Linked DNA regions of Mus musculus: region 2 is linked to region 1. Evidence: chromatin loops called from intact Hi-C (ENCODE). Cell type or tissue: heart. All regions are shown on one strand.

Region 1 (2,500 bases):
TTTTTTTAAAAAGTTGGCTAAGGAGGCGTTTGCAGAACACCGAAAATCGTTCCACAGAATGAAAAGTTATCTTTGGCATATGGGCATAGAAAATTCTACCCAACAGCTTGACCCCTAATGACTTACCCAGACTTCAGCAGCGAGGCTGGCGAATTCTTTCGCGAGGAGACTGACACATTGTGAAGATGCCTCAGAGGTAGGCAGAGGCTGAAATGCAACCATGGGCCCTGCTCCACAACCTCTCACTAATTAGCTGGGTAACTTTGCACGGAAGCCTACCTCTCTGATTCTCTTTTCTCCTTAGGAAGAGACAAGAGGTGCGTTTTGTATTTGAGATTCTGAGCTTACATTCCAGGAAAGCTTTTTGTGAGCACCAGAAGGAGTTAACTGGAAAACTAAAGTCAGCAAACCTGCAGCGAATCTCCAAGAAGGGGCAGAGTAAAGAACACCCTAGTCGTTGCTGGGGAAACCCTGTCCCCTAAGAAGACACATGTTAGACCCAGCCATTGCCAGAAGACAGTGGATGTAAAACACCCAGATTAGGTGATTTCTAAGGGTGTCTCTGCCCAAGAAATGCAGGTCTCTGTGCACCCTGCTCGTCTGTGTACGCATGTCTATTTCACTTGCCCAGTACTTAAAGATGACTGATTCTGAAGAACTCCCATGATCTGTGGTCTGTTTTAGGGGCCTTCTCTGAGGAAGTAGCATATTTCAATGCCCGAGAAGTCATTTAAAGATCCAGTAGGCTCTCAAACTCCCATGCAGCTTAAATAGAAACACAGAGGCTTACCACTGTGCTCAGAGAACCCACCCAGGTCCAGGCTGCAGGGCTGCAGAGCATGCTTTTAGTATGCATGCATTTCAGCAAACAAAGACAACCCCGCTCTTTGCTGTTCCAGACAGTCTGAGATGCTTTTGTGCCCTTGGGACCTTGCCCGGTCCTCTCTCATCTGCCTCAGCCCTGGTACTAAATTGGTTCAAGGTTTGTAGGAAAGCTTTGGAGGACTGAGGCAAAGGCATGTTTGGAGTTCTTTAATGCTGAAGTCACCATCGGAAGCAGAGCCTAGCTCTTTTCTGGCCACCAGAGGGCGATGGCGGCAGCAGCTGGGCAGAAACAGTTCCCAAGAATAACAGCAGAGAACTGAATCTCACGTGTGTGCTGGGGTTGGGGTATAAGTGTGTGGGGGTGGGGGGGGGGAGCTGGGGGGCAATTGAGTCCTTAGAGCTAAGTCTCTGAAAATATGCTAGCTATAATAAAATAAAATTTGCACCTCAGCTATATATTTACAGTGTGTAGTCAAGTAGCTAAAAGTTTCCTTTAAGGAAAATAGAAGAATCTGAGTAGCATTCATATGAGGGAAAAGAGAGTTCTCAGGCGCATAGTGGTTAGTGGTATGTGAACATACATGTTCTTCTCTGTATGTGACTGCATATTTTTTGTGTGTGAAAGTGCATGTGTTTTATAGTTAAGAGTATAGGGGTGTGGGGGGGTGTAGTGTGTGTGTGTGTGTGTGTGTGTGTGTGTGTGTGTGTGTGTGTAAAACCAAGGCTATTTCAGACCTTTCCAGTACAAGAGGATCTCAAGGAAGTCTGGGCAATATTTCCTCCAGTTCCTGCCCCTTCCCTTCAAACAAACAAACAACATCATTCCTACAAGTATGTATGGAGCCTGTAACATGGCCCTTCCCCACCGGCATCTGGAAAAGCTCAGACCAGCCAATTTAGAGCAGGCACTGGCAGAATGAAGGCAAGGCTGGGGAGGAGGGGGATGGGGAATAGGTCCCTTGCATGCTACTGCACTATTTTATAAAATCACGTTCTTTTCTTTGATGTGCAAGGGAAGTCTGTCAGAACGGTGGCACCTTGAAATAAGGAAATAAAGGTCCGCAGGTGACATGATTGCCCCTTAGTCCCCTAGACAGGAAGCAGATGAAGTGATGGTGTCAATACCGGGGTCCAAGTTCTTACATTTACTACAGAGAGAGAGAGAGACAGAGAGATAGACAGACAGACTGACTGACTGACTGACTGACTGACTGTGACTGTGTGTCTGTGTAGTGTTCTCTAATCTGTAAGTCCTCTAGGAAATAGTTGTTGGCCTTAGCTGTGAACACTAATTAGGGTAGGGGCAAAGTTTCCACGGATAAATGTGTCAGGGTACAGAATGCCTAGTAGCTGTATGGTCTCGGATAATCATTTCACTTAGTCCAACTTTGACTCTTTCACCTAAAACATGAAGCCTAGTTTCTGATGCTCCCATGTGGGTATTCTGTATCCAGCTCGGTGACTGAATTAAAAAAAAAAAATGAAGCCACGAGGTTTATCAGTTCTTGGCTCCCAAGAATAAATGAATTTCAATGTTTCTTTCCTGGCGGCCCGGGCTGGCCAAGTCCCTTTCCTTCCCAGTTGGGTCTCTCTAGCTCCCCTGCTGCCTCCTCCCTACAGGCTCTTGGTTGCTCCAGCAAAGTTCCCAACTTAGTCGACGTGACGCTCAGCGCAG
Region 2 (2,500 bases), 240 kb before region 1:
TTTTGAGACTGTGTCTATAATAGAATGGACCCGACTCCCCAGTCTACCTGGGATAACCACCGTGAGCATTCTGAAGCATATTGTTGAATGCAGGACCATCACGAGGCTGATATTCCTCTGCACTCACGCTCCCTGGCCTTAGCTGCTGTCTGGGAATCTTTGTAGAGTAGCTAGCTAGCTGCCTCTCTGGGGACCATACACAAAGACTCACTCAACTCTACATGGACCCCTACACAGATGGGCTCTCATCTCAGGTGAGCACTCATATATTATTTCAAACCTGTGTCTAGGCAGATTTTCCACACTCTCTTGAGCCATAAATAATTGAACTTCTGGTGATGAGAACCAGGTCTAGGGCTGTCTACTTCTCCTAGACTAGCCCTGTGGATCTCACTTCCCTTCTGCATCTGCACTGGGGGGCATGGTGGTGAGTATACTTCCCCTCCACTTTCCCTCTGTGCCCACTAGCTCATCACCAGAACGAGGAAAGGCTTTTGTTTAAAAGAGAAAAACAGACCCATGAACTGAAATACGAGATCACCCACAACCAGGCAACATGGCTTTGATAATTTCCTAAAGTAAGCCTAATGATTTAATGTTCGGGCTCTCCTATATTATGTTCCTCTCTATTTACGTTAACAATTGGGAAGGGATTAGATTTCTATATGTATTACAGATGTGACTAAGTTATGATTTGTTGCTGGGGTTGTGGTCAGGGTCAGGTGTTTTGAAGTTTGGGGCTTCTTATTCAAGGAGTTCAAATAAAAAGCCCACACACATGGCAAGTGTATCTAGAAAACTTTATTCAAAGCAAAGCTCTAGAATAGGTCTGAATATCCTGCAAGAGGGCAATGGGTCATGAGAATGAAGACACTCAGGAACTCCAGTTATTATTTGGAGTTTCATTTTAAGGACTTCACAAATGGGAGGAGGAACTTGGGTGATAAGGGACATGGAGAAGGTGGTTCTCTGTTTTTATTGACAGGTTAGGCATAAAGTCTTTTTTTCTGCTATACACGTCCCTACCCATGATGCATCTGATTTTAATCATATCTGCACCCAATTCTTCAGAGGCATAGGAGATTCTGCCTAAATAAATAAATAAATAAATAAAACTCATGTTAGGGCAATTTTGCCTTGTTGTATATATACCACAAGCCAATTTAGACTGGATTTCACTCCAGATTTTTGTACTGGGACATAACTGGGAATATGTTTAAGTAGAATCTATCCAGGGTACTAGGGTAGGGAAAAATTAATTCCCTTGTTCGAAGTAGAATGTACAGGTGAGGACCCAAGGTCACTAGGTGCATGGATCAAGGAGGAGTATTGGCGCATGGTATGTGCAGGCAAAGAAGCTAGACTCTCAGCTGCATTATTAGAATAAAGATAGGATGTAAAAGGGTTTGTCTATAACCCAAACAAAGTAGAGTCTGAGGTTGCTAAACCGTTCTCTATGCTGGCTCACCTCAACAGACCACTGGATGTCACTCTTAAGCTATGCTAGCATAGCTCTAGCTACAATAACAGTTTCCAATAGTACATTCAGATAGTACGTTAGGAGACACAGCCAGGGATAGACATCCCTAAAACCGCTCAACTGGTGCATTTGCAGGATCAGCTACAGCAAAGTTTACTCGAGATTCCTCTACATTTTCTCTAACTTTCTTCTTAGGAGCCATTAAGAGGGCTAATAATCAGAGGACATCCCACCAGTATCAAAAGACACGTCTATCATTCAACATCTTCATTAGCTGCATGCTACAAGCAGGGCCTTAGGAAAATGAGCAATAAAATTGACAGACAAGAAGAGGTGAGTTTATAGCATGCACACAGTAAACTTACTAGAATCTAACTGTGGCAGAAGAGTGTGAAAGGAAACTAATCTAAATCGGGTGGTACTGTGGCTTGGCCTTCCAGATGGGTGTTGGAACTGAGTTGCCATTGTCACACTGTTAGAGGTGATTCTCTCATGAGGACTGTATTGTCCTGGATGCATTAAAGCCATTATTTGGGGTGGATTAGTTCTTGAAGATTGGCTTTGTTACAGAGCAAGTTCTTTTTGTGTGTGTTCTCTTTCCATTTGATGTTCTCTACCACATTACAGTCTCTCACCTGAAGGCGCGTCAAACATCAATGCCAAGATCTTTGCCTTCTCTGCCTCTAGAACTGTAAGAAGTTTCTTCAACGTGCAAATTGCCTGGTCTGTGGCTGTCAGTACAGCAGTAGATGAGTCAGAAACTCCATCTGTCCATTTGACTCAGTGACCTTGTGCCTCAGAATGATCGAACCCAACTCTGGGATCAGGGGTCTGCAAACTCTGTTCCCCAGACTTCATTGTGGGGAGCTTCTGGCTGGATTATATCAACTTGAAGGGTAAGAGGCAGAAGGTGCTCTCTGTCTCTTCCAGCTCTTCTCAGCTTCCTTCCCATTGGACTCAGACAGGACTGAGACTTAACTCGGCATTTCTCCACCTTTCTGTAACGTAACCCTTCTTCTT

Evidence for each region. A loop is a pair of places that touch in the nucleus more often than their neighbours do. Peaks named below come from ENCODE experiments on the same cell type or tissue, not always from the same donor. Only the 100,000 strongest peaks of a DNase experiment are listed, where the experiment ranks them.
Region 2: it touches region 1 in a loop (4-fold over the local background); 13 of 42 quality-filtered maps call a loop at or near these places.

What each region holds. Positions count from the first base shown.
Region 1 is chr11:35,118,517-35,121,016 of GRCm38, forward strand. No RefSeq gene overlaps it. Among named protein-coding and RNA genes, the nearest start is that of Slit3, 1.7 kb to the right of the region's middle. In heart, CTCF peaks have their summits at 1,076 (motif pointing right) and 2,415; DNase peaks (open chromatin) are centred at 1,105 and 2,485; H3K4me3 peaks cover 402 bases; H3K27ac peaks cover 872 bases.
Region 2 is chr11:34,880,230-34,882,729 of GRCm38, forward strand. No RefSeq gene overlaps it. Among named protein-coding and RNA genes, the nearest start is that of Gm25799, 18 kb to the right of the region's middle. In heart, a CTCF peak has its summit at 1,472; no DNase peak of the experiment used is centred here.